2 separate regions of the Homo sapiens genome follow, and region 2 is linked to region 1. Evidence: chromatin loops called from intact Hi-C (ENCODE). Cell type or tissue: chondrocyte. All regions are shown on one strand. Region 1 overlaps IQCH (IQ motif containing H). Region 2 holds the start of LOC105370870 (a long non-coding RNA gene).

Evidence for each region. Peaks named below come from ENCODE experiments on the same cell type or tissue, not always from the same donor. Only the 100,000 strongest peaks of a DNase experiment are listed, where the experiment ranks them.
Region 2: it touches region 1 in a loop (8-fold over the local background); 48 of 110 quality-filtered maps call a loop at or near these places.

Annotation. Positions count from the first base shown.
Region 1 is chr15:67,499,865-67,502,364 of GRCh38, forward strand. It overlaps IQCH (IQ motif containing H), which reads left to right. Exons shown (of 21, transcript NM_001031715.3): 21 at 769-1,940. The coding sequence ends at 882. The region is part of intron 2 of IQCH-AS1 (IQCH antisense RNA 1); the gene reads right to left. Among named protein-coding and RNA genes, the nearest start is that of C15orf61, 20 kb to the right of the region's middle. RefSeq lists a silencer at 2,031-2,205. In chondrocyte, a CTCF peak has its summit at 1,510; no DNase peak of the experiment used is centred here.
Region 2 is chr15:67,832,472-67,834,971 of GRCh38, forward strand. SKOR1 (SKI family transcriptional corepressor 1) reads left to right here. Exons shown (of 9, transcript NM_001365915.1): 7 at 136-210; 8 at 721-786; 9 at 1,271-2,111. The coding sequence ends at 1,365. SKOR1-AS1 (SKOR1 antisense RNA 1) reads right to left here. Exons shown (of 3, transcript NR_120345.1): 3 at 1,837-2,500. LOC105370870 (a long non-coding RNA gene) reads right to left here and starts at 126. Exons shown (of 4, transcript XR_932395.3): 1 at 1-126. RefSeq lists an enhancer at 1,024-1,860 and a silencer at 1,437-1,586. In chondrocyte, CTCF peaks have their summits at 1,539 (motif pointing left) and 1,747; no DNase peak of the experiment used is centred here.

The DNA.
Region 1 (2,500 bases):
AAAGGTCACATATTGTATGGTTTCATTTATATGAAATGTGCAGAAGAGGTAGATCCATAGAGACAGAAATAGATTAGTGGTTGCCAGGGGCTGAGGGAGTGGGATGAAATGGGGAGTGACAGCTAATGGGGACAGAGTTTCTATTTGGGGTGATGAAAATGTTCTGGAATTATATAGTAGCGATGGTTACTTGCAAATATACTAAAAACCACTGAATTGTATACTTTATAAGGGTGAATTTTATGGTATGGGAATTGTACTTCAATAAAATATAAACAAAGTAAATGGGAATGTGTCATTTTTTTCTTCCCAGCAACCAATGGAAAGAAACCTTCCCATCAGCCTATTAGCCCTCATTTTAGGGTGACTAGACCAATGCTTCTCAAATTATCCATAATAAGGAAACTATTTGTTTTGTTTTGATTTTATCTGACTATCATGGATCAACATTTTTAACAAAATAGAAGAAAATTTAATTACTAGAAAAATACGATTAAAAAAATTAAAGATGTACAATTTAGAAGCCCAATGTTATTATTAGACATAATAGGCATAAAAATTCTAAAAAGTTTTCCAAATTCTTACTCTCAATTTTTTTACTCATTTCAGCAAGACTGGTAAGCCATAATCTGTAGACAAATGCCAGTTGGTAGAATACATTCTGAATAGAACTGGTCTAAACCATGGTGAACTCCCAAAAGGACCAGATGCTTGGGGGAGAGGGATTGTAAGAGGTCTTTAAGTAATAAATATTGTCTTTATTTACAGACCACCATTGCTGATATTGAAACTATTCTAAGAGTAACAAAGGAAAACAAAATGAGATTTGAAGAGGAGCAACAGTCCAAAGATGATAAAAACCTCTCTAAACCCAAGAAATGATCCTGGAATACAGTACATAACAATTTGGATCCCAGTCTGGAATAAAAAGGGCAATTTTTTTTTCTGTTAGAAATAAAAGCCAGGGGAAATTGGTTTGCTTTGTGTGCTAGGAGGTGAATCAGAACAGATTATAATGAAATGCTCTTTTTAAAACATTGTTTATTAAGTGATCTTATTTTATTTATTAAACCAAAACTTATTTGTGTTTTCATTTGAGAGTGTTGAACAATCCCTTCTTCTTCTCAAACTCAGAAAAAAGTAATCTGATAAAAGAAGAAAGTTAAAAGTCTTACTGATATCACCTCCGCATTTACTTCCTCATAGGCCTCAGGATTATGTAGCTTTTATTTTTTATGTTTTATAAAGTTTTCTCCTATTTCTAATAGTCCATCGATCTTCTGCATTTATAGGTTTGAATAAAGGCTTAAGAATTGCTATTTGTCAAAACACAAATGCCTTTTTTTCAAAGCTTCAAATTATATTGAAATTATATTTATATGAATTTTTAAGTGACTATCATTCATCGTGTTTTTGTTATACCAAGCCACTATTGTCTGCTATTGTTGCCATTTTTCAAAAAGTAGGATAAGCCAGCATCTAGTTAACCAAAGCATCAGAATGTATCTAGGTGGCAGTATCTGCTCTTAGTTTAAGATGGAGTGTAGCTCGAGCTCTGTAGCTTGAATAAACATTTGTATTCTCTAGTTCTCCATTTAATACAGCAGTAGGATTTTTTCAAGTTTAGTTCAACATTATACTACCTTTAAAAAGGCAGACTGTTAAGATTGTAGTAGTGCTGACTCTAACTTTCAGCATTCACTTCATAATTGTCCAAAAATATTTCCACATCAGTGAGCTTTACTGAAGGGTGAAATAAAAGCAAATTACAACACCAAAACCATTATTGTTTTAAAGAATGACCTTTATGTCTATAAAAATATTTTAGTGTATTGGGGAAAGGAATAGGATTTTTACCTGTGGAATTTCAATAATTTGTTAACTGTGATTCAGCCACAGGCTAAGAGTTTCTGTAATAAAATTAACATTTGTGTGTGTCAGCTTTTGTTTTGCTATAGTTGGAAATACATTAATTAGCCAGGTTTCCTGCCTGTGCTAGGTACAACACTGACCTCTTTTTCTTGCCAGATCTCTCTAATCCATTCGAGGGGCCCATTGTTCAGACACTTGACAGATAGGAAGTCCTACATGCCCATTAGAGCCGCGCCTCGACTGAAGCCAGAGCAACATAAGGTCCAAGAGACTCATTAGTTCACTGGCACAATCGTGTCCTGAGAGTAAATGAAACCCTCTGTCTCCTTATGGCTCTCATCTGCTCTGGACTTTAAAAGAAAACTGTCTCCGTTTTGTTCGGCACAGTAGTGGATCATTCACATGGTGAGAGCCCCTGCTTAACAGTACAAAACTGTTAAATCTATCGGAAAGTTTTGCATGTGAATTTTGATTAGCACTCCCGAAGCTCAAGCTGCTGGCAATAGCGAAACGATTTCGCCATCCTACACCATTGTTTTACCCACTTGATTGGTTTCTCAAACAATGCCACTTTCCTCCTTTGCAGCTATCATTTGCATATACCACAGAATTCAGACCTGTGAAAGTG
Region 2 (2,500 bases), 330 kb after region 1:
TGTCCTTTTCCAGGGCTGCAGGCGAATGGCTGGGTGGGAGTTGGGGGTAGGGGTGAAAGGGGGGGCCAGGAGTGAGAAAGTGGAGCCGGGAGAGGGGGCTGTGCGTAACAGCTCTCACTTAATCAATTTGCACAGATAATTTTCAGGATCAAATGAAGAGGGAATTGGCTTATCGAGAAGAAATGGTGCAACAGCTGCAAATTGTCAGAGGTAAGACGGGAGTCAGGTGAGCTCGTGCACGGGCCGTAACTGCCTCTCGTCTGGCAGGAGCCGCAATGTTGGCTCAGTCATTTGGATTTAAATTGAAGGTAATTTAACAATTATTTTTTTATTTAATATGCTTTGTATACTCTGATTAGCCTCAGAATGGCAAGCGAGCCCAGCAAACGGCTTGCAGGCATCATTACATGGAGTGATTGAACTTCTTATCGCGGCAATTTCCATGGTTTCTAAATTAAAAATCGAGGCGTAAAATTACCTGGGAAGTAATGCCTAAGTTTGCTTTAATTTTGGTTAGATCCATCTGCCTTTAAGCGCCATCCCAGGCCATTTCCTTCCTCCGCCAGTCTGCAGTTAGGAGCTCCGGTACCCCCTCCCCCATCCCTGGAGTTGTTTCTGCGCGGAGCTTAGCCCTGGGGAGAGGAGGAAGCCCGGGCTGTGACCCCGGCCTTTCGGAGGGTGGTCTGCGTTTCCTCACTGGCCCCTCCCCTTGTCTTCCAGATACCCTGTGTAACGAACTCGACCAGGAGCGGAAGGCGCGCTATGCCATCCAGCAGAAATTGAAAGGTGCGGAAGCCGGGAAACAAAGATAGGAGGGGTGCTGGGTGCCGGCCGTGCTGTCGACTGAATGAATGAATAGTGGGACTAGTGAGGAAGGCCACGATCCACGTGGATCAGGATCTGTGAGGGAGAAAAGTGGGAACTGATTTTAACGGGAAGATTATTCTAGGATGGTGGGGGTAAAAAGAAAGAGCCCCTTGGGCTTTGGACGTCAGAAAAATCTGCCTTCTATTACCAATTCTGGCTTTGAGCAGGTTGACTCCTCTCTTACTGTGCCTCAGTTTCCTTTTCTGTAAAATGGGGCTACTGAACCAGAGCAGTGGTTCTGAATCACCAGCTTTTGTCCTACCCTCCTGCCTCCTCCTGATCCGCTCGGTTGAGATTCCCTGACCCCAAAGGGTTGGTAAGGCCGGGGAGGGGAAAGGGTGGACTGCGCGGTGAGGTGAGCCTGGAGAGGCGCCCAGAGTGACCCTCGCGACTGTCTCCCCAGAAGCCCACGACGCCCTGCACCATTTCTCCTGCAAGATGCTGACGCCCCGCCACTGCACTGGCAACTGCTCCTTCAAGCCACCGCTGTTGCCCTAGGGCCGGCCTGGCCGCACCCCTGCGCCCTCAAGCCATGCTGCTCCTTGTAAATACCCGCTGCTGCGGTGGCCCTGAGCGAGGAACAAGCCATTCGGACCCGACCGATGTAAATACAGCCGCCCGTCCGCCCGCCTTCCTCCCGGGCTCCCCGGCCTTGCCCGCCCCCTCCCGGGCGTCCCTGTCCAGGGCCCCGGCTTGGTTTCCAAGTGTAAATACCGCCTCGCGCCTCAAATCCCCCTACCCCGTGTGAACTCTAGGGCATCGGACCTCAAGGGGTTAACTGGACAGACGGGGGGCGGGAGGGGAGAGCGCCCCCTCCCATTGTATAGCCTTGAACCCGATTGTGAATACAATGTAGCAACTTCGCTGGCGCCTGCCCCGCACTCCCCGTCCCGTCCACTTCTGAAACTCCTGTTCCTAATGACAAAGTGGCTATGTGCAATGGATATAAATGTACTGTGAGTCTCTCGGTTCAGTATTAGGTTCACTTTAATTTATTTATGCTGTAAGTTATTTTTGCTTCCTTCTCCTGGACCCACTTCCAGTCCCGTTTTGCATTCCCCTTTGGATTTTGCTTTGGCTATTTTTTGTTGTAACCTCTTGATGTAACAGCACTTTAAAAGGGCGACAACTGACTCACGAGATGGCAACCACCTGGAGCCTGTTTGGGGAGACCACCCTGTACCCGTGACTTTCGTTTTTAATAATAATAATAATAATAATAAAAGATGTCACTTCTGGGGCTACGGAGGTGGGAGTGCACCGGCGGAGCGGGGCGGCGGAACACCGTGCAACAGGTGGGGGTGGGAGCCGCCCCGCGGGTTCTGGGGCTCCCAGGGTCAGAATCGGGCCTGCTCAAGTGGGCAGCAGCGAGCACTCAACCTCTCCACTGTGCCCTCCAGACACACTCAGTTTTCCCCCACAGGGCACTCCCTCTCCGCGTTTAGGACCCTCCCTTGGGCCCGGAATGGAGGAGGGGCATTACGTCACGGTCCTTAGCGCAGCGGTCCCGGGCTCTTTCCTCAAGAGCTCGAAGGCGCCGAGGGTTCATCCATGCCCATTTCCACGCCTGCCACACCGGGGAAGTTACCTCCGGGGCGCTCACAGACAGGGCGCCCTGCCGGGAATCCCAGGT